3 separate regions of the Homo sapiens genome follow, and regions 1 and 3 are each linked to region 2. A link is a loop called in an ENCODE intact Hi-C map of the cell type or tissue named here. Cell type or tissue: OCI-LY7. All regions are shown on one strand.

Evidence for each region. A loop is a pair of places that touch in the nucleus more often than their neighbours do. Peaks named below come from ENCODE experiments on the same cell type or tissue, not always from the same donor. Only the 100,000 strongest peaks of a DNase experiment are listed, where the experiment ranks them.
Region 1: it touches region 2 in a loop (20-fold over the local background); 15 of 110 quality-filtered maps call a loop at or near these places.
Region 3: it touches region 2 in a loop (22-fold over the local background); 11 of 110 quality-filtered maps call a loop at or near these places.

The regions. Positions count from the first base shown.
Region 1 is chr11:71,368,495-71,376,494 of GRCh38, forward strand. No RefSeq gene overlaps it. Among named protein-coding and RNA genes, the nearest start is that of DHCR7, 76 kb to the right of the region's middle. RefSeq lists a silencer at 5,399-5,448. In OCI-LY7, CTCF peaks have their summits at 3,024 (motif pointing right), 3,225, 4,468 (motif pointing left) and 4,669; DNase peaks (open chromatin) are centred at 3,017, 4,747, 5,427 and 5,787; H3K4me3 peaks cover 2,852 bases; H3K27ac peaks cover 3,751 bases.
Region 2 is chr11:71,082,602-71,090,601 of GRCh38, forward strand. All of the region lies in intron 8 of SHANK2 (SH3 and multiple ankyrin repeat domains 2), which reads right to left. Among named protein-coding and RNA genes, the nearest start is that of SHANK2, 170 kb to the right of the region's middle. In OCI-LY7, CTCF peaks have their summits at 4,365 (motif pointing right) and 4,395 (motif pointing right); a DNase peak (open chromatin) is centred at 4,370.
Region 3 is chr11:71,417,552-71,425,551 of GRCh38, forward strand. It overlaps the pseudogene ACTE1P. Among named protein-coding and RNA genes, the nearest start is that of DHCR7, 27 kb to the right of the region's middle. RefSeq lists a silencer at 5,951-6,000. In OCI-LY7, CTCF peaks have their summits at 3,086 (motif pointing left), 3,286 and 6,009; DNase peaks (open chromatin) are centred at 1,390, 3,030, 5,860, 6,140 and 1 weaker place; H3K4me3 peaks cover 1,112 bases; H3K27ac peaks cover 3,466 bases.

The sequences.
Region 1 (8,000 bases), 290 kb after region 2:
GGTCCCCCTCCTGATCTCAATGGACATTCAGCCAGCTTGAAGATTTGCTAGGAGACCACCCCAAGCCAGGCACAGGTCTTGGGACAGGGACCACAGCAGGAGGCCACACAATGTCTGCAGGGCTGTGGACAGCATGTGAGCTGCGGGTCGGGTGGTAGTGCCGCTGGGAAGGAGGAGAGTGGTCCGAGGTGCAGCCCCAGCTGGTTCAACCTTCACAGCATCCCGAGCAGCAGGCCTCAGAGCCCTGTTTCATCGTCTGGAAGGGGGGACATGCTATACACCCACCGTTCTAGTCCCGATAGTTAAGCAGTTGGAGCTCAGAATTCAGATCTGTGGCACCAAAGCCTGTGCTCTGTAGACCTCATCTAAACACCCCCAGAGCTGGGGGCTGCAGCAAGACCACCATGGATTGCAAACTCCTGGGGCAGCACGTGGCGGCCACTCTTTGGATACTTGTGAAAGAGGAGTAGGAGGGCAGCCAAGAGCCTTGGCTGATGCGGCTTGGAGGGGGAAGCCCCGCCGGCAGGCTGCTGCTCCAGGGCTCATCCTTAAGGTTAAGCGGGGTGTCTGGCAAGCAGGTGTTTCAGCAGGAGCTGTAACGCGGCCTTTCCTGACGTCTGAGGCAGTGGGGGCTTCCCCAGCCAAGCGCCATGGCTGCACTGACCGAAAAGTGTCCCCACGGAGGCCAGGGAGCAGGGCAGGTGCCCGGGGCCCTCTGTGGTGTGAAAGAATTCACAACCACACTCCTCAGCGTCCTTGCTCGAGCAGGAGGGCCCAACTGTAAAAGTGGCCCCTGTGGGAGGCTCCTGCTGTGGGATCAGATCCCTGCAAGGGCACAGGTGCCAGAGAGCGCACCTGGGTGACGCCACAGCAGCCAGAGGTGAGGGTGGCATGCACTCTGCTCCTCCGTGGTGGAGCTACATCCACCGTGGTGTACAGGCAACAACCCACCTCACATCCGCCGCTGCATGGACCCTCATCAAAGGGACCCTCCTGCCCACTTTAAAGATAGGGAATCTGAGGCTCAGAGGACAAGCACGAGGCAGAGCCAGGAGTGGAACCCAGCCCTTCAGAGGCTGGACCAGGTGCTGGGTTGTTTGCGGTCTACACCAGAGCTGGCTCCTGAAGGGCCGCAGTGAGGCCACAGCCGGGCAGCCACCACCTGGTGCCTGTTGCAGGTACCGAGGGTGAAGACAGAGGACTCCCCCGAACTGCCCTGGTGTGGGGTACTCCCAGGAGGCTTCCTGGAGGAGGGGAGCATGAGCAGGTCTGCCATCTAGGCAGGTCCACTGCTGGAACCCACAATCCCCAAGTCTCGATTCTCAGATGCATTTCTCTGTCACGTCCAATCTGATGCCCACTGAGTGGTGATTTGAGCTCTGTCCACCGGTGCCTCTAGTCTTCAGGGCTGGGAATCCTGCTCAGGAGAGACCCTGGGCCAGAACTGGGACTAATATACATTTGTTGTCTTAAGCTGCTAAGATCTGGGGCAATTTGTTGTGTAGCAATACATCCCATAGCCAAGATGGACCGGTGTGGGATACCAACAGTCTCTCTACCATATCTGCTCTTAACCCTGCAGTCTGAAAACAAAAGACGGTGGCAGCAGCACAGCCAGAGGGGCCTGTGGAGCTGTGCCTTTGCAGGAGGCATGGCGGTGCAGAGCAGGGCAGGAGGCACAGCGGTGCAGAGCAGGGCAGGAAGCACTGACTGTCAGCCCCTCATCGCCAGCCAGCCTGGACCGGGGCATCTGCCTCAGCTGGAGCTGCAGCTTCCAGCAGGACCAGGGCTTCCCAGGCTGCTCACTGGCCTCCCTGATGATGGGCTCAGGCCCAAAAATGGCTGAGGAGACCCAGACCAAGCACTGCAAGGTGAAGCAGCAGGCCTGGCTGCATGAGGGCCTGCTGGGCAGAGCCCTGACCTCACAGGCAACCCTAAGTGCACTCCAGCACAGTGCTCCTTGGCTCACTACTCCTTAGTGCAGTACTTCTTGGCTCAGTACTCCTTGGCACAGTACTCCTTGGCTCAGTACTCCTTGGCACAGTACTCCTTGGTGCAGTACTGTTTGGCACAGTACTTTTTGGCTCAGTACTCCTTGGCTCAGTGCTTCTGGCCCAGCACCAGGTGAGGACCTGGTGCTCCCTGGAACAGTAAGTGCCTCTAGCATGGTGCTCCCTGTATTGATGGTCCTGGTCTGATGTTCCTTAGCCCAATGCTCCCTGCCTGGTGCTCTTTGCACAGTGCTTCCTGGTCTGCTGCTCCCCACAGGGGTTCCCCACCTTGCCACTGTCCTCCAGGTCCACTTATGGGTTTTGTAGGTCTCACTGCCCAGTCTCCCCATTCACTTGGCAGCCCCCAGCCCTGGCTGGAGGAGGGAGAAGTTTCCATCTCACAGAAAAATCAAGGAAAAGCGCTGAGGGGGAAAACAAGCTGGTGGTCTGCAACCAGTCCCTTGATATGATGCACCTGAACTTTGCATCAGCTTCCCTGGGAGGCCGCTTCACCCTCTTTCAGGGTCGAATCAGCCTCCTGCGAAAGGGAAAACGAAAATCTCCAGCTGGGCCTGTCAGCCAGCGGTTGGCTCGTGCTCAGCCTGGGCATGGGTGCCAGCTGGTGAGACAAAACCTGCACACGAGGCCTCTGAGTGGCCGCTTTGTCCTTCCAAGGAGAGCCACCTGCTGCATTCAGGTCAATTGCAGGCCTCCGAAAACATGACCTCGAGAACTTGTGTTTTCCTCACTTTCTCCAACCACGCAGCAGGGGCGAGCCTGCTTCCCGAGCGCAGCCACATTCTCAGACGAGATGAGAAGTGAGAAGAAACACAGCAAGCATGAAAACACACTCCCCACACTCCAGGCCGTCCATGTTTCCAATCCTCTGCCCAAACAAACAAAAATTCCTACAATTCCAGAGACGTCATGCAGTCTCTAACACCTGCACCAGCACAAAACTCTCTGCCTGACATTGGTTTTGAAAAACATACACTCAGCACAACTTAGACGCAGCCATTTGGGGGCGCTGCTTTTCTGCTGCTCTGAGATGGAAGACCTCTGATCTGGGGACACCTGGCAGGGGCCTGAACTTTCAGGACAATGGGGCACAGCTTCCCAGAGGTCAGTTTCCTTCAACTCTTCTTTTAGAGGAAGAATTGGATAATTTAATCGGTAAGTAATTTAAGACATTTAACCATAAAACCAACAGGTCTACTGTGGAGAGGAGTATCAACCTGCACACATTTTAAAGAGAGGACGAGAGATCTGAAAGACACGTCTAGGCTGTAGCAGCTGCTTTGTGCTCTCTACTCTCAGATCCCATGGAGGGGAGCAAGGCCTCCTGCTCCACCATTTGTGTCCTGACCCCATAGGGCAGCTCATGGAACAGCAGGAGCTGTGTCCCTAGTGTGAGTGTGGGTCCTAGAATGGCCCAGCACTACCAAGCTGGGTACAGAATTCAGGCCTCTTGGTTCCTGGTTCTCTGTCCTGTACCCTGCACTACCCTGCTGGCCTCATTAGGGATGGCTTTGCAGAGCTTCCCATCCCCCCTGAGTTTGCTGCTTCACCTGAGGGAGATCCAGCTTTTTCTAGTAGGCTGAGCCCCATTCTGCAACCATCAGCTTGTAAGAGAGGAAAGCTGCTTGCCCCAGAGCTCTGGCCTTCACTGGCCTCATTTGGCCAGCTCTATCCCAACCCTACCAGAGGGGCCCAGCTAGACTCGGGGGTGGGGCTGGGATGAGAGTGTGGCATTGCAAGGAGGCCCAGGGCCCCAGGCGAGCAGGACACTCTCCCCAGAAGCAGTAAAGACAGGCACAAATGAAGGAGGATGAGAGGAGTCTATGAGGAGACCCAGGGAATCAAGAGAGGAGGGAGGTTGGAGCCTGGTGGGGAGAGCCAGGCCTCGCAGGCACCAAATGATCCACTCTGACTGAACCTTCCAGTTACCAGGGCTATCTGTGGCATAGATGACCATTGGGATTACAAGGAGTCTGGGCCACTTCCCTGCCCTTTTGCAGGGCCAGCGAGAGAGCAGAGGGAGTGGGTGTGCATGTGCTGAGCCCTCCACTCATGTCTACGCATCTGCTCCTCCAACACCCTGGGAGTTGGTGTTGTCAGCCCATGTGGCTGAAGAAGAAACAGGCCCTGGAGGGTGAAGTGATTTGCATTACAGCTTGTCCATACTGAGTGAAGCTGGAATTCACACGCAGGCTACCTAACAAATAGCAAGCATCCTTTCAATCCCCAGCCTCTGGGCCACACTGGCAAGAAGGACAATGGGGATTGTTGCTACCAGCATACCTGCCTCATTGCCATAGTCTCTTACCACCATCTTCATTCCTTGACCATGATGGAAAAGTCTATTCTCAACCTCCTTTGGAGAATGGATTTTTACACCAAAAGCACTTGGAGCGTTAGCAACTACTGACCTCTTCTGGACTGAGAAGGCAGACCCAGAAGACGGATACCACGACATAGTCAGTCCCCTATGCCAAAGGCAAATTTCAGATGTGATGCCTTAGTTCCTTGAAAACAGGAAATATTTCTTCTATTTCTCCTGAAACTCTGCCTGGAGGCCTAGTAGAAATCTAGGCACAGAGTAGATGTATCAATCCCGCCACTTGGTGGCTTAAAAGAACAATTATTTATCAGGTAATGATTCTGTGGCCCAGTGACTTGGGCTGGGCCTCGCTGGTTCCTCTGCTTATTTTGGTTGGGCTTATTCATTCATCTGTGGGCAGCTGGTGGTCAGGTAGTTTCATACCTGCATTTGGCAGTTGGCTGCTGATTAGCTGAGAGTCAGATATAGTTACTGGGGGTTACTGGGCCATATGTCTTTTGTGCATCCGCCAGTTTGCATGGTGGTGGCTGCAGGATTTCCAAGAACAGCAAGAGAGGAATCCCAATGCACAGTTACTTTTTACCCCTTAGTCCATGGAACATTGCATCATGTTTGCTAATGTCCCATTGACTAAAGCTAGTCACATGACCAACCCATATTCTAGGGATGAAGAAGTAGTTTCCAGTTCCTGATGGAAGGGGAAGAATTTGTAGCCCTTTTCGCAGTCGCCACAGTTGGTGGTCACAGACGTTTCCTAGGACATTGTTGCCTCATTCTCTCTCCCCTCTTACCACCTGATACATAATTTCTGCTGTGGCCATAATAGCCTTAAAATGCAGTGGTTTTATTTCTAGGCTTTCTCCTCCTTATGCAGCAGCTAAGCTCCCCCAGGCAGGAATTACAGCAGGTATGTCTGTTTCCCCAGCTCCTAGCATAGGGTCCGGTGAATGCTTACTCAGTGAATGTTTATTAAACAAGTCATTGAATTGTTGAATTGAATATAAAGTGAAAATGGCTTCAGGTGAGCAATGTGTTAATTAGACCCAGGAACTGAAACTCCAGATGGGCAGAATGCAAATTAGAAGAACTTTTTAGAAGCACTGTATTACCACAAGTTCAGCGTGATTTGATTCCCCTCAAGTATTCTAGGACATCTGCACTAGTGCTAGCCCACCAGAACTTCCTGTGGATCACAAGTGGGTGAGGTTCTTAGCCTCTCTCGGATATTTGCCCTCTCAGGAAGCTGGTGGGAATGATGGAGTATCTCCCTGGGAAATGCATACCTGCACTATATCACTGGGGCTCAGTCTCAGAGAACAGGATGCACTGCAGCTAGTTTAGCAAGAAGGAATTAGTTTCAGGTTACGGGGGGCAAATAGAATCATTGGAGAGGCTGAAGAAATGGTTGTGGAACTGAATATTCAGGAACGACTTTGAAAACAAAACCGAGCTAGCAAAGGAGCTGCTTCCTCTTTGCCAACAGGAAGCCACCTGCTCAACTGGGAAGCTGTAGCTCCTCCTCCAGCTCCAGAATCAGGCCACCATCAGAGTCAGGAGATGGCCACTGTAGACGCCACCCAGATAGGGAAGCTGCTGGAGGAAGGGTCAACACCTCTGTGCGGGGGCTTGCCTGCAGGAATGCCAAACAGTGCTGGCAGAGCCTTTGTCCTGCAGGAGCGTTCAATTAGATACAGGTGCTTCCATTAGGAGCTTGCTGCAAGGGATTCTGGGAAATGCAGAACAGGGAGACACTGGGTAGGTTAGGATAGAGGGGAAGCCCTCTGATCTCCACCCTCGCTCACCCACAATTTCCCAATCTCAGCCCCCCACTATCCACTACAGTACATGGTAGTACCATCATGAACCCCAAGTTAACAACTTTATTTTAGTTTTAGATATGTGGCAGAAAAATAATTTTTTCAAATACTTATGTATTCCTAATGAGAACATTTAAAATCTACTCTCTTAGCAATTTTCAAGTATATAAGACATTGTTATTAACTATAGTCATCGTGTTGTACAGTAGATCTCTTGAACTCATTCCTCCTAACTGAAAGTGTCCTTTGACCAACGTCTCCTCAATCCTCCTCCCCTACCCTAGCCCCTGATAACTACCATTTTACTCTCTATTTCAATGAGTTTGACATTTTTAGATATCACATCCAGTATTTGGCTTTCTGGGCCCAGTTTATTTCACTGAATATAGTGTCATTCGAGTTCATTCATATCATTGCAAATGACAAGACTTCTTTCTTTTTTAGGGCTGAATAGTATTCTATTGTTTATATCTATACCACATTTTCTTTATCCATTCATCTGTTGATTGACACTGAGGTTGATTTCATAATTTGGCTATTGTGAACAATGAAGCAATCAGTGTGGGAGTGCAGAAGTCTCTTTGCCAAGTCGACAACTTCATTAATTCTTATGAGTTAAAAATCAATTTGGAATATTTTCTTAGAGAAAAACAGGCAGTACAGTGAGAATATGATCATTTGTTCTGAATTACAGAACTTGGTAGTGCATTAAGGAGAATGGAGTCAGGATTATGATTTTTGTTTGTTTGAGAAACAAACAAAACAAGTTCCAGTTACTTATCTTTCCATAGAGTCCCCTCTGTAGATGCCCGGGCTCCTGTTCACAGCCTTGGTGGAGGACATGGCATACGATGTGAATTATAGCAGATGCCAGCTTTTGTCCAAATTTGCCCAGAAGGAGAAAGGCAGGAGGAAGAGAGAGAATGAGAGCCCACTTTCAGACAAGTGCCAGTGATACTAATCAGGGTGCAGACACAGGGCTTTTGCAAAGAGGACTTGCCAAGGCTTGCAGTTGGCCAAGGATCACTGTGCTAGGGTTCAAACAGAGATAGGGCATGCTCCCAAGGGAGCCCCTGGTTTGGGTCAGTTCTTGGGAAAGACCAGGTTGGAGGAAGGCAGTTCTAGAACTTTCTACCCTATCTCTGAACACCTTAAAAATATTTTTACTCAACTTAGGTCCATCGGTTAAATAAATACAGTACCTGTTTCATAGCATAATCATGATTAATAAACACATTTTTTAAAAAATTCTGTAAGTGTTAACAAAGTATATCCTACTTTTGTGGTGGAGACTACCAGGAAGTATTTGCCTGTCCCAGTATAACCTAAAAAGACCACCGTAGAGATCCACAAGAAATGCTGGTCCCCTGATCAGCAGTGGCACCAACACCTGAGAGCTTGTTAGAAATGAAATTCTTGCTGATTGAGAAATGCTGGGGTGGGGCCCAGCCATCTGTTTTCAATCGACCCTCCAGGTGATTCTGATGGATGGTTTGGGAACCATTGGTTTATGCCAGCATCCCCCTCCCTGAGTTTGCTGAGAACTTTACCGCTTACAAAGTGTCTTGCATTTGCTGTTTCACACTCATTTGTATAACAGCCCTACTGGTAGAAATTGGGAAAAGGATAGAGATAGAGATAGAGCTAGAGATAAGGGTACGGATATGGATAGAGACAGAGAGGGATAGGGTTAGTGATAGGTAAAGGAATGAGATGAGGATAGAGTTAGGGATAAGACAAATAGGGATAGGGATTATCTTATTTCATTTTCTGCTGCTATAACAATACCACAGACTGGGTAATTTATTATATGAAGAACAAAGGTTCATTTGGCTCATGGTTCTGGAGGCT
Region 2 (8,000 bases):
CATAACGTGGGGCTCCAGCAAAGAACCTCCCACAGGCCTGGGAGGATCAGGGGCCTGTCCCCTCGCCGTGGGGCCCAGAGAGGCTCAAGAGCTGAGGGCATCCGGCCAGGGATGGGCAGGGGGCAGCCTGGAGCAGGAGGAGAGGAGAAGTCACTGTGGCCCGAAACTATTTCTTTAAGGCGGACACTCTTCATTTAAATGCGATAAATAACAAATAGCAGCCAGTAACAACATTCAGACTGATGTCACACCCATTGCACAATGGGAGCAAAATCAAACGAGGGGCTGGGAGCAGGTGTGGTAGGCACTCTCTGAATACAACGGATTGTTTCTTAACGCCCGCCCCCCCCCCAACCCTTCTGAAACAGGTTCTCACTCTGGTTGCCCAGGCTGGAGTACAGTGGCATAATCTTGGCTCACTGCAGCCTCCACCTCCAGGCTCAGGGGGTCCTCCCACCTCAGCCTCCAAAGTAGCTGGGATTACAGGAATGTGCCACCATGCCCTAATTTTTGTATTTTTGGTAGAGACAAGTTTTGCCATGTTGGCTGGGCTGGTTTTGAACTTCTAGGCTCAAGTGATCTGCCTGCCTCAGCCTCCCAAACTGCTGGGACTATAGTGTGAGCCCCTGTGCCCAGCCTAATGTATTATTTACTTCTAATGATGACGTCAGACGTGGCCACATGATGATGACAATGATGACAATGAGGATGATGATGGGGGGACAGATGATGACAATAATGATAGGGACATTTATTAAGCACCTGGTCTATGCCGGGCACTGCAGAAAATGCCTCACGTAAATTCTGTCATAGCTGTCTCCAGAGCTCTACAAACTGTTACTCAGCCAACCTGAGAGATTAGCACACAAGCTCAGAGAGGGTGGGGCACTTGCTCAGGTGAGCCAGCGAGCGATGAGGTGGGTTTGCAACCCCAGGCTGCATAACACCCAGGCCAGAATATGGCCAACAGACAGCATGAGGAGAGTCCCTCATCCCGAAGATACTGAGTCAAACTCAGAGAGGGAGGGAGAGAGCCAGGCTTTGCCCCAAGGAAGGTACCGGGGTTCAGCACATGGAAACGCAGGGTCTGGATCCCTCACCAAGCGGCATCCTCTCCAGGACCACACCCCCTGTGGCCAGGGCCAGCGTGCTGTGAAGTTGCACGGTGGATGTAAAAGTCTTTAGCAATTAAAAATACAGAATGAATACCCCCAAATCTGACCCCTGATGTCCTTGGGTTGTGGGAATGCATTGGGGTGTTTCTTAACTTGCTTCTTTATACTTCTTTGTATTTTCCAAGATTTCCATGATGCATGGGTAATTTTTTGGTAATCAAAAACAAAACAAAACAGGGTAATTTGAATAACAACTTTTTTTTGGGGGGGGGAGACAGAGTCTTGCTCTGTCTCCCAGGCTGGAGTGCAGTGGCGCAGTCTCAGCTCGCTGCAAGCTCTGCCTCCTGGGTTCATGCCATTCTCCTGCCTCAGCCTCCCGAGTAGCTGGGTCTACAGGCACCAGCCATCACTTGCTGCTAATTTTTTTTGTATTTTTAGTAGAGATGGGGTTTCACCGTGTTAGCCAGGATGGTCTCGATCTCCTGACCTCGTGATCTGCCCGCCTTGGTCTCCCAAAGTGCTGCGATTACAGGCATAAGCCACCGCACCCGGCCCGAATAACAACTTTTAAGATAATTTGCAGACAGCCTGAGCTCAAATGGGGCTCTTCTAACATCAGCCTGTGGGGATGGGGCATATCCCCACTGTGTGAAGTGGAGGGTGGATCTGAAATGTGTCCTTAGGCCATGTGCACCTGGCCTGAGACAATGATGGGAAAGCAGCGGCCTGGGGAACCCTGGAGTACACCTGCAGCATCTGTGAGCAGGCCTGGCTGTGGCCGCGCAGGCTCTCCCACACGATGAACGCCCAGAACCCTGGGACAGGGCTGTCCATTCTCCAGGTGCTAGAACAGAGACACAGACTTTAAATGCAAAGCCCATCAGCCTGAGAGCTCGGAGGTGCTTCTCCCGAGAGGGCAGAGCCAGGCACAGCCCAGTGAGGTCCAGGAAAACCCACCTGCCCCTGTAATTTCTTCTGCCACAAATGTGCTGTGAGTGGTTTGGATGTGAGAACCCTACAGGCAGCATAGAGAACCAGGCTTCTGGTAAGAGACAGGCCAGGAGTGAATCCAGCTCAGCCAACTGCTTGCTCCGTGGCCTTGGGCAAGTTACCTGCCCTCTCTGGGCCTGTGAACTCATATGGGAAACAGCAATGAGAAGTAACCAGCTCTGAGGATATAGAATCATAGTGCAATTAAAGCAGCTCAGGACAATGAATGCCCCCAAATTGCTACGGGTCCTATACACATTTGACCATTTTTACAAAGACAAGCCTCTGTCATGTGCCTGGGTTTGCTACGGGTCCTATACACATTTGACCATTTTTACAAAGACAAGCCTCTGTCATGTGCCTGGAAGGGTTTGTTCATTAAAGGAAATCTGAAATTAAATGTTCCTCTTCCAGGAGCACTCCTGTTTTAATGATATCAGTGACAGCTCTCAAAATCAGTAGACTTTAGGCTAGGCATGGTGGCTCACTCCTGTAATCCCAGCACTTTGGGAGGTTGAGGAGGGCAGATCACTTGAGGTCAGGAGTTCGAGACAAGCCTAGCCAACATGTTGAAACCCTGTCTCTACTAAAAATACAAAATTAGCTGGGCGTGGTGGCACACGCCTCTAATCCCAGGTACTTGGGAGGCTGAGGCAAGAGAATTGCTTGAACTCAGGAGGCGGAGGTTGCAATCAGCCAAGATTGCCCCACTTCACCCCAGCCTGGGCAACAGAGCAAGACTCCATCTTAAATATATATATATATATAATATATATGTTATATAATATATAATATATATGTTATATTATATATGCTATATATTATATTATATAAAATATATAACATATTATATTATATAAAATATATATTATATAATATATTATATAATATATATATTAAATATATATTATATTATATATTATAATATATATAATATATTATGTTATATATTATATTATATATGTTATATATATAATATAATATATAACATATTATATGTTATATATATTATATTATATAAAATATAATATATTATATAATATATTATGTTATATAATATATATTATATTTATATTATATAATATATGATACAACATAATATATTATGTTATATTATATAATAATATTATACAACAATAATATATATTGTTATTTTAATATATTATATATTTATATAACCTTAATATATATATTAATTATATATTAATATAACATAATAAATTGTTATATATTAATATGTTATATATATTATGTTATATATTATATATATTATGTTATATATTATATTATGTTATATATTATTATATATAACATATTATATGTTATATATATTATATAATATGTTATATAATATATTATATAATATATTATGTTATATAATATATTAAATTATATAATATATTATGTTATATAATATATTAAATTATATAATATATTATGTTATATAATATATTAAATTATATAATATATTATGTTATATAATATATTAAATTATATAATATATTATGTTATATAATATATTAAATTATATAATATATTATGTTATATATGTTATATATTATATATGTTATATTATATATGTTATATAAGATGTTATATAAGATATAGTATATGTTATATTATATATGTTATATAAGATATAGTATATGTTATATTATATATGATATACATTTATAATATATGATATATGATATATTATTTATAATATATAATACATATTATATATTTATAATTTATATATTATATTATATATAATTATGTAATATATAATTTGTTATATAATTATGTAATACATAATTTATTATATATAATATATAATATAAATATATATAAATATATTATATATAATAATATATATATCATTAGACTTGGAGTTAAGCAGATGATTCTCCATAATATTGAGTGGGCCCCATCCAATCAGTTGAAGGCCTTAAGACTGAGGTCCCCTGAGAAGGATGAGATCCTGCTAGAGATGGACTTGAGACCCGCACTGTGGCATTTACCGGGCCACTTGGCAGGGTAAATGTGAGCACTTATGAGGATGATCTGGGAGGCAGGCGGCACTGTCCGCTGCTCCTGCAGGCCCGTGCAGGGCACCCGCACCCATCCCTTATCTGCTCCGTCCCTTATCATCTGATAGGCACAAGGGCCCTGCAGATGAATGAGAGGAGGCTCGCGAAGGCAAAGTTGCTTCACATTATCACTGAGAATCTTTAGCAGGGGAGAAAATGGCTTTCCGGGCCTTTCATGAACAGGCAGCAGACCACCAGAGGGCAGTGAACGCACCTGGCTGGCTTTCCAAACCCTGCTCCACATTTTCTAAGCTGAGGTGGGAGCAGGTGCACTGCCCCAGAGCTCAAGCCTCCAAGGTACCAGTGCAGCTGCACAGGCTCAGGCCCCGGGACCAAGGTGGCCGGGTGGCTCTGGGACAGCCAGGCTCTGAATGCAAAGCGCAGGGCCTCAGGGACAGAACCTGGCCCTTTGCAGGCCAGGAGTCACAGCTGAGAGCTGCAGTGAGTGACTGATGGTCAGGGCTCCTGCCAGCCTCCACCGTTACCTCCATCCCAGGGCCAGCTGGAGAGATGGGCCCGGAGACATTTGCCTGGTTGGGAGAGAGGGCAGGAAAAAGGAAAAAGGAGGGGTGTGGGAGGGGAAAGGACGGAGCTCCAGGAATCCCCAAAGTTGAGACACAGGGGCTATTCTGGCAAAAGGGCTGGCGGCTGGATTCAGGACTCTGTGAACTACTCCACGTTTAAGGAGGTTTTAGCCTGCATCACACCTTCAGAGCTCAACAGGAAAACAGCAATGCAACCAGAGCACTGTGATGTCTAAAGGGAAGACATGTCTGGAAAACACAAATTCAAGCAGGCATTCTCACAGAGAACAAGCGAGCTTCGGGTCCCATACGCATTTAGCTGGTTTTGTTGTTGTTGTTGTTGTTGTTGTAGTTTTGCTCTTATTGTCCAGGCTGAAGTGCAGTGGCGCAATATCGGCTCACTATAACCTCTGCCTGCTGGGTTCAAGCGATTTGCACGCCTCAGCCGCTCAAGTAGCTGGAATTACAGGCGTGGTACCTCCACACTTGGCTAATTTTTGTATTTTTAGTAAGACAGGGTTTCACCATGTTGGCCAGGCTGGTCTCGAACTGCTGGCCTCAGGTGATCCACCTGCCTCAGCCTCCCAAAGTGCTGGGATTACAGGCGTGAGCCACCGCACCTGGCTGCATTTGACTATTTTTACAAAGAGACGCCTCTGTCCTGTGCCTGGAGGACTCATTCACTAAAGGAAACCTGAATTTAAACCTTCCTCTTCCTTGGGCGCTCCTGTCTTCATGAAGTCAGTGACTGCTCTCAAAACCAGTAGACTAAATTGATGATTCTCCATAATGTGGGTGGGCCCCATCCAATCAGTTGGAGGCCTCAAGAGAAAAAAGACTGAGGTCCCCTGAGGAGGAAGAGATTCTGCCAGAGACAAACAGGATCCCCGCAGCGGCATCAACTCTTCCTGGGTCTCCAGCCTGCCCTGCAGATTTTGGACTTGCAGCTCCACCACTGCATGAGCCAATTCTTCAAAATACTATTTTAAAAAATTCTGTATCTGTACACACACACACATGCATGCATGTGCACACCCTATTGGTTCTGTTTTTCTGGAGAACTCATCACACCTGAACACACAAACAACATTGAGTGGTTTCTATGGTGTCATCCAGCGACATCAAATGACAGTTCTGTTCACGTGAATCACCGACTTTGAGTTGACTGAGAACAAGACTCATTATCCATTTGGCCAGGCGGGAGGGACGTCCCCAACGTCCATGTCTCTTAGAGACTCACAACTCAGCCTTGTCCCCTGGGGGCCGGCAGCTGTTCGGTGGAGACCCTGTGAGACTCGAGAAAGATGTGGGTGTTCAGGGTTCCATGACTCCCGCCCCTCGCCCAGCCATGTTTGCTGGTAGAAATGTCTCGTGGGTGACTGCACCACCCCACCAGGGGCCTCCCCTCATCCTGAACTTGACCTTGTGGGTGACTGCACCACCCCACCAGGGGCCGCCCCTCATCCTGAACTTGACCTTGTGGGTGACTGCACCACCCCACCAGGGGCTGCCCCTCGTCCTGAACTTGACCTTGTGGGTGACTGCACCACCCCACCAGAGGCCTCCCCTCGTCCTGAACTTGACCTTGTGGGTGACTGCACCACCCCACCAGAGGCCTCCCCTCGTCCTGAACTTGACCTTGTGGGTGACTGCACCACCCCACCAGGGGCCTCCCCTCATCCTGAACTTGACCTTGTGGGTGACTGCACCACCCCACCAGGGGCCGCCCCTCGTCCTGAACTTGACCTTGACCTCAAATCAGCCTAGTGAGTTTTAAAAACCAAGCTCATTAGCGCTTTGGCAGTCCCAAGAACTGCCCTTTTCCAAGCAGGTCACCTTGGAAGCTTGGGACAGCTCCCAACACAGCTGAGATTCTCCTTCGGGAGCTGCCTCTTCCACATCCTCAACAGGAGCCGAAGCTCACGCCATGCAGACGGGCTTGGCCTCAAAAACACCAGCACAGAGCTGACAGCCAAGCGCAGCAAGGAGAGGAGACGGGCAGAGGAACGGGGCCATGTCTCAGGGCGTGAGCGTCTGCATGGCCACTGCATGAGCACCAGTGCCCAGAAATACAGAACACTGTCAGGCCTGCTCAGAAGCATGTCCACGCACATGTGGACCTGTATGTACATGCGTGCGTGCGAGTGTGTGTGTGTGTGTAATTTATGTTCGTCTTTCTATCTCATGTCTGGTTTCCCCCCACGGGAACACCAGGGGCTTGCATCAGGCATTTCTGTTCACTGCTGCAGGCTGTGTATTCAGGACACCGAGACACATGGCTGGGGCTCACACCCAGTAGACGACGTTTGTGGCTGATGAGCACCCATTAGCAGTGGGTAGGGTCTGTGGTGCACCCGGAATGGCTGGAAGTGGGTCAGGCGTGAAGAGGCGAGCGTGGTCAGGCCAGGAGACCTCTTGGGGACCCCCTGAAACAGCTCAGACACAAATGAGGAGGGGGCCAGGGAATGAGCGTGGCCAGGGCCAGATGCTGTGGAGAGGCTCAGAAGGGCCAGGCCTGACACTGACACACAGCCGAGGGATGGCAGGGCCATCTGGGGCTGGAACCGTTGGTTGACAAAGGGGGAAGAGGTCAAGGGGAGGAAGGAGGAGGGAACAAGGACAGAAACACTGGCGAGTTTCCACCAGGGACAAAGCGAGGGCAGGGCAGGAGACTGAGGAGGGGAAGCAGCTCCCCCAACCCAAAAACCTCCGAGTGCTGTGCAAGAATTCACCTGCTGCTTCCACATTCAGGATATATCAGTCAGGGTTCTACAGAGACACAGAACGTGTGTGTGTGTGTGTGTGTGTGTGTATCCTGCTGCTTCTACATTCAGGGTGTATCAGCCAGGGTTCTCCAGAGAAACACAACCTGTGTGTGTGTGTGTGTGTGTGTGTGTATGTGTCCTGCTGCTTCTACATTCAGGGTGTATCAGCCAGGGTTCTCCAGAGAAACACAACCTCTGTGTGTGTGTGTGTGTGTGTGTGTGTGTCCTGCTGCTTCTACATTCAGGGTGTATCAGCCAGGGCTCTCCAGAGAAACACAACCTCTGTGTGTGTGTGTGTGTGTGTGTGTGTGTGTGTGTCCCCTGCTGCTTCTACATTCAGGGTGTATCAGCCAGGGTTCTCCAGAGAAACACTACGTGTGTGTGTGTGTGTGTGTGTGTGTGTGTGTGTGTGTGTCCTGCTGCTTCTACATTCAGGGTGTATCAGCCAGGGCTCTCCAGAGAAACACAACCTCTGTGTGTGTGTGTGTGTGTGTGTGTGTCCTGCTGCTTCTACATTCAGGGTGTATCAGCCAG
Region 3 (8,000 bases), 330 kb after region 2:
TGGTGCTGGCTTCCAGGTAGGCCACAGGAAAGTTACAATCATGGTGGAAGGTGAAGGGGAGGCAGGGTCATCCTAATGGCCAGAGGAGGAGGGAGAGAGAGGAAGGAGATGCCACACACTTTTAAACAACCAGATCTCATGAGAACTCTATCAGGAATAGCACCAAAGGGGGGTATTCCACCCCCAGGATCCAATCACCTCCCAGCAGGCCCCACCTCCAGCATTGGGGATTACAATTCCACATGAGATTTGGGTGGGGACACAGATCCAAACCATATCACCCACAAAACCTAAAATATTTCTTATGTGACCCCCTTGTAGAAAAAGTCTGACAACCCCTCATCTAGACTGTATCCCTTAACACTGTGACAACAGTTCTCAAAGTGCGGACCCCAGACCATCAAAATTAGCTTCATTTGTTAGAAATGCAGTCCGCAGTCCTCATCCCAGATCCCCTGAATGAGAAACGCTGGGTGGGGGCCCAGCAATCTTAGTCTAAGAAGACCCCCAGGTAAGTCTGATGCCCTCCAGTCGAAGATAAGACAAGAAAACCACCACCTTCAGTTACAGAAATCTGTTGTGATTGTTGACTCTCCAGTCTGAAAAGCGTGTTCTCGTGTCCTCACTCTAGCCTTTCAGGGAGGAAGAATTGCTCTCAAGTCCCATTTTACTAGTTTAATCTGCCCTTAGCAAGATTGGAGGCAGCTGAGAGCCACTCAGTAAAACGCTGGCAGCCCCCAGGAGCTGGCAGTGGGAGACACGGGATGACTGTTCCTTCCAAAATAAATGGAGGGTTTACAGAAGGCATACAGGATATGTGGCGTGCTGCTGTGACACACAATCAGTCCTAGCCAAACCAAGCCCTTACATTTGAGTACCAAAGTCTGGGTGAAATAACCACCTCATCCTGGTTTGGTTTTTTCCAGTTTCAACATTGAAGAAGCCATGTCCCCAAAAACTTCTCAGTCCTGGTCAAACTGGGACAAGTCCTAGGCCTGGGATGTAAAAGGCCAGGCTTTCCTGCAAAGAGCAGGTAACATGGTGGCCGATCCCGCCCACAAGCATCCACAGATGCTTCCTACAGGTGCTGGAATGAAGAGCTGGAAGCAGCCCAGTGCTCAGGGAGTCAAGGCATGGCTGGGTAAATACAAAGGCAGCTACCACCCAGTGTGGGGCACCGCCAGTAGCATTCCCAGGAGCCCCGGGAGCTGCAGGGGTCACGGGGGCATCTGAGCCAGCAGTGCAGTGGCACATGGGCATCAGCCTGGATCCCGTACCCTGGGACAGTCCTCTGCCTTGAGTCACTGTGTTCCAGACCCGACGTCTCTCACTACAGCTGTCACTTGTCATGCCTCCCACTCTACTTTCCACACCAGCTGCAGTTCTCTGGGTGGGGCTGAGCATCTGCGGTTCATTCACCCTTACAGCTTCTAGAAAGCCACACTGCAAACCCTATCGGCCAGATGAGAGCTTCCCCAGATCTAAGCTTCTCTGTCTCCCCAGGGCTGCACCCTGAGATACACATGCAGAAAGGATTATTTCTATTTTTATTTTATACTATGTTATTATGATATAAAACAAGATATATGTAATGTATATAAATGTTAGGGATGACTTTTTTTTTTTTTTGAGACAGAGTCTGGCTGCGTTGCCCAGGCTGGAGTGCAGTGGAACCATCAAAGCTCGCCGTAGCCTTGACCTTCCAGGCTCAAGCAATCCTCCCACCTTAGTATCCTGAGTAGCTGGAACTACAAGCATGCACCACCACACCTGGCTAATATTTTGTATTTTTAGTAGAAACAGGATTTCGCCATGTTGCGCCAGCTGGTCTCAAACCTCAGCCTTAGCTTCCCACAGTGCTGGGATTACAGGCCTGAACCATCACACCTGGCCTTATTTTTTTCTAACAGACAGAGCCTTGCTATGTCACTAGGCTGGACTGGAATGCAATGGCGTGATCATAGCCCACTGCAGCTTCCACATCCTGGGGGCTCACATGATCCTCCCACCTCAGCCTCCCGAGTAGCTGAGACTACAGGTGCACAACACCATGCCTGGCTAATTTTTTTTTTTTTTTTCTGTAGAGACAGAGTCTTGCCATATTACCCAGGCTGGTCCTGAACTCCTGGCCTCAAGCTAACCTCCCACCTCAGGCTCCCAAATGCTGGGATTATAGGTGTAAGCCACCTCACCTGGCCTTGTTTCAATAAATAAGTTAATAACCTGCTACCCAGTATAAGACATCACATATTCTCCACACTTCCTGTTTAGATCTTCCTCCCAATGATATCCAGCACCCTAACATTTTGCTTAATAATTCTCTTGCTCTTTTTAGCACTTTTGCCACACCTGGATATATCCCTAGAGAAGACATTGGTTTTGCCTGATTTGGGGCTTTCTGCAAATAAAATAACCACCTCGTATGTTTTTCCTGTGGCCTGTTTATTGTATTCGTCCTCTGGTGGTGCACCCATGTTGATGTGTGTAGCTGTGGTTTGTTTTTCACTGCTGTATAGTATTCCTGGTTCCACTGGATGAAAATGTGGTCATTTGGGCCAAGGGATATGTTTGGGTAGCAACAGAAAGCTGGAAAACGGTCCTGTGTGGATGATACCATGCTTTGCCTGGAGGGCTTGATGGGGTGTGCAGGTGGACCCTGAACTGAATTTCGGGGGATCCGGGTGAAGCTGAACTCCCTCTGCTCCCCCTCATAGCACTCAGCCCCTTCCCTAAACACATATCAGTCAATTAACGTAAGTAATTTGGGCTGAAGCTTGTTCCCCTGGGTGCTATGCGTCTTGGTCTAGTCCTGACGACATCACACGTACAATACTTAAGCATATATTTGCAGAAGTAATACGCACACAAATCAAAACCACGAAACCTCTGGAAGGGTAGAGCATGAGAAAACAGCATCTTGCTCCCTCACTTGCACCCAGAATCCCAGCTCCTGTACCCCAAGTGAGCACGCAGCACATCCCATGAGTAGCCTGCACCTTTGAGCCTCTAGATTTCACCGCTGGTTTCTTGGTGCAAAGCAGGTTACTTCTGTGTGCACTGTGCTCCCCCTGGTGGCTGTTCCCTAGAGCACAATTCTCACGCCTCAGTCCCAAATCCAAGTTTCAGGAAGGAAATGGCTTCACACACTATTCCCTCTGACGCAAGGTTGGTACTTTCAGCCTTTCAACCTACCCCTCACATAATACCTAAGAATTTTGCAACATTTTTTAAAGTTCTTAAAACAGAATCGTAAAAGGGAGAGGCAGTTTTAATATGTACGTACTTAATTAAAACATCTAGTTCTGGGTCCTAAGGGGATGGGGAACGCAGTCTCTGTCCTATAGGAATGGTGAGCGTGTCTAGCGCAGGGGTTGGCAAACTGTGGCCCACACGCCAAATCTGGCCAACCGACTGCTTTAGTAAATAAAGTTGTATTGGAACATGCTGATTTAATTCTGTGTTTATTGTCTGCGGTTGTTTTCTCGCTGCAATGGCAGAGGTGAGTAATCGCAGCAGAGACCTCCTGACCTACAAAGCCCCAAATATTTACTCACTGGCCCTTTTCAGAATCAGTTTGCCCACTCCTGGTGGAGTGTTTCAATGGAGACACCTATGACAATGACGTATGATCAGTCTGGAAGGAAGCTTCCTCTTAGGATTTGATTTTCCATTCATTCATCCCGAAACTGTTGCATACCTACTATGTGCCAGACGTTATTCTGGCCAGAAAAGATTCTTGATGTTGTTTTCCAACTTGGAGAGCTGTAGTATTTTCAGTGAGAACAGTAAGTCATACCAGTTACCAAGGTTGGTCATTCAGGCACAGATGCCCCCTGTATGCTGAACTGAAACTTATCTCAGGCCCCATCACCCCCTTTGCCTGCATCCCCTGATACTGTTGGAAGCCAACTCTGTCTTCTATGGAGGATATTGACAGTGAATTCCAGCTTGGTAGGACAGGGGAGGAAGGAGCGTGTTGGTAAGGTCTGGATCTGGCTACACTCTCGCTGTTAGTCTGGGCAGAGTCTAAATTGAGCAGTGGGAGTGTAGCCAGATCAAACCAGGTCAAGTCCCTAGACCTTGACTGGAGGCCGCCTCACTTTCAGCAGTGGTAGCCGGCTTGTGTCGCTGGCGAGAAATGCAAACGTTTGTGAATTTCAAATATGTATATATATATATTTGTGCTCCAAAGGCAGCACACCCGCATATGATTCTCCAGACACCGGGAGGCACTCGTCTCCCCTCTCACCTTTGCAATCCCCAGGTGAAGAGGCAGCACCTCTTGGCGTGATTCTCAAGGGGGTTTGTGTTTATTCAGCAATTTTTGGTCTTGCTCGGGGATGTTCTCACTTCCTATTTAAAAATTTAAAAAAAAAGATTCTGAAAGACTTAAACAGTGAAAACATTTAGGCCAAACCAGAGCTACTGAAACACACACACACACACACACACACACACACACACACACACATATATATATATATATAATGTGTATATATATATATAATGTATATATATATATAAAATGTATATATATATATATATATATATATATAATGTGTATATATATATATGCAGGAACAGAAAGCCAAATACCACATGTTCTCAGTTATAAGAGACAGCTAAGCATTGAGTACACATGGACACAAAGAGGGGAACAATAAAGGGTGGGGCCCCCTTGAGGGTGGAGGACGGGAGGAGGGTGAGGATCAAAAAACTACCTATCAAGTACTATGCTTATTACCTGGATGATGAAATAATCTGTACCCCAAGCCCCTGCGACATGCAATTTACCCATGTAAATATATATATACCTATATATACATATGTGTATTTGGAAGAAAATACCAACCTGCTTTTCATTCACCAGGTGGCCGCACACAATGCATGGTTGGGCCTTCCCCTTAATAAACATACCTGGATAAAGAAAATCTGGTGCATATACACCATGGAATACTATGCAGCCATGAAAAGGAATGAGATTATGTCCTTTGCAGGGACATGGATGGAGCTGGAAGCCATTATCCTCAGCAAACTAACACAAGAACAGAAAACCAAGCACTGCATGTTCTCACTTATCAGTGAGAGCTGAACAATGAGAACACATGGACACAAGGAGGGGAGTAACACACACTGGTGCCTGTCAGGGGGTGGGGTGGGGGAACGGAGAGCATCAGGATAAATAGCTAATGCACGTGGGGCTTAATAACAAGGTGATGGGTTGATAGGTGCAACACATCACCGTGGCATACGTTTACCTATGTGACAAACCTGCACGTCCTGCACATGTACCCAGGAACTTAAAATTAAAATTTAAATTAAAAAAACACACACACACAGCCTTGGTTTAAATGTGGCCTTGCTGGTCTGTGTCAGACATGTTACAGAAACCCATCCCTCTCCTAAGAGTTCTGCCAGGACCCCTGGCTCCAGGACTTTGCAGCCTGCTTTTGAGCACATGCCCACAGAAATTACTGAATTCCAGTAACATCAAGAATCTTTTCTGGCCAGAATAAAGTCTGGCACATAGTAGGTATGCAACAGTTTTGGGATGAATGAATGGAAAATCAAATCCCTTTTAGAATGGAACAAGATCACAGAACTAATTCGGTTCCATTTTCACCTACAAGGAAAGCTTTTTTAGTAGCCGGAGGAAGAGGTAAAAAGTAGCATCAAGAGAACATGTAAAACCACTAACTTTCACTCAGGAGAAACTTAAAACTCCCAGAGCAACCCCTATATGATTCTCCAGACACAGGGAGGCACTGGCCTCCTCTCTCACCTTTGCAATCCCCAGGTGAAGAGATAGCACCTGTCGGCGTGATTCTCAAGGGGGTTTGTGTTTATTCAGCAATTGTTGGTCTTGCTCGGGGATGTTCTCACTTCCTATTTAAAAATTAAAAAAAAAAAAGATTCTGAAAGACTTAAACAGTGAAAACATCTAGGCCAAACCAGAGCTACTGAAACAAAGAACTCTTTGAAAATCACCTATAATGCAACCCACCCACAACCCTTCTGCTCTTTTCATTAGAGAATGAATCATTCCCTATAACTGAATAATCCGGTTAACAAAAACTAAGTAGAGCAGGATGTTTTTAAATGCACCAAGATCTCTAAAGGGCATTACAAAACTGCCTGCCTTCCTGAGCAGGGATGCTGGGTGTCAGGTGGCCTCTTCTGGGTAGCTCAGGCCACCATCATGCGCAATAATGGCAATGTGCTGTAACACAGCCGTGATCTTAGGGGCCCCGCCCTGTGTGGGCATCAGTCCCTGGCAGCAGCAGCCCCAGAATATTACCTTTTTGCTTTTATGCTCGTGTTTCTACTTTATCTATCACCATCCTTATGGTTGTTTTGGAGTGTGTGACCTTCCAGCGATCTGTCCTACCAAGGACAACAGCGGCCCTAAGACTTTTGCCGGGATGGCCAAGAAACTGGGAGGCTGAAGAGAGCTCGAAGTATGGAGCATCCCTGCCCTCAGCTGTGAGCAGGGGAGGCGTGGGAGGTATCCTGGGGATACTGGAGAGGTAGCCACATGTGTGGAGCAGGCAGAAGGAGGGTCCAGGTCGTCTGGCTGGGACAAGGCAAGGGCAGAGGAAGGTGCAGCTCACTTACATGGGCGGGACATTTACCTGGGCTGAAACGACAGCAATAGGCAGCTGTAGAAGGACACGGGGCAGCTCAGCGTGGAGACGCCGCACATTTCAACCTGACAGTTGAGGCTGTGCAAACAGAAGGTAGTCAGGACTGCTGAAGCCTGACTGAGAGGCATGATGGCACTGTCTCTGCCAGTCGGCAAGTGAACGCAGAGGGCCTCCGTGGAGTCGTTCACGTGAAAACAAATCTCAGATGGAATCTTGCTGTGTTGCCCAGGCCGTACACAAACTCCTGGCCTCAAGCGATTCTCCTGCCTCAGCCTCCCCAGTAGCTGGGACTATGGGTGCCCGCCACCACACCCTGCTGGAGTAGTGGACTTTAACATCCTCACTTCCATATGTCAGGGACCAGTTCCTAATGCCACCTCCGTGAACATCACGTGATGGCCAACCAGATGTTGACTGTCATCACTGGGACTCAACTGGGAAACCCTCTTTTTCCTCCAAATTTGCTGCTCTAGGTGCTAAGGGTCTGTAGGACAGAGCTTTGGGACTGTTAGAATTCTATCAGAAAAAAACGAGACAGAAGGCTATAAGCATGAGTGTGGGCAGGGTGCTGTGGTTCACTTCTGTAATCCCAGCACTTTGGGAGGCCAAGGTAGGAGAATCCCTTGAAGCCAGGAATTCAAGACCACCCTGGGCAATATAGCAAAACCATGATTCTACAAAAAATTAAAAAGTTATCTGAGTGTGGTGGCACACACCTGTAGTCCAAGCTACTCAGGAGGCTGAGGCGGGAGGATCCCTTGAGCCCAGGAGTTTGAGGCCAAGGCTACAGTGAGCCATGATCACACCACTGCACTCCAGCCTAAGCAATGGAGCAAGATCCTGCCTCGTAAAGGAAGGAAAGAGTGGCCGGGTGCCATGGCTCATGCCTATAATCCCAGCACTTTCGGAGGATGAGGCGGGCAGAGTACCTGAGGTCAGGAGTTCGAGACCAGCCTGGCCAACATGGTGAAACTCCATCTCTACTAAAAAATACAAAAAAAAAAAAAAATAGCCGGGTGTGGTGACATGCACCTGTAGTCCCAGCTACTCGGGAGGCTGAGGCAGGAGAATCATCTGAACCTGGGAGGTGGAGGTTGCAGTGAGCCAAGATCGTGCCATTGCATTCCAGCCTGGGTGACAGAGAAAGACTCCATCTCAAAAATAAAAAAAAGAAAGGAAAGAGTGTGGTGGGAGACAGAACTTAACAGCTTCGTGCTTCAGCACAAGGACTCTAGTGCTGGGCAATAAGGATGCTGGCTCTGCACTTGCTGTGAACTGGACAAAATTGAGACTTGGCACTGCTGTTCCCTCCTTGTTAAGTGGGACCAATGGCAAGCATGAGGCCTACCTATCTCA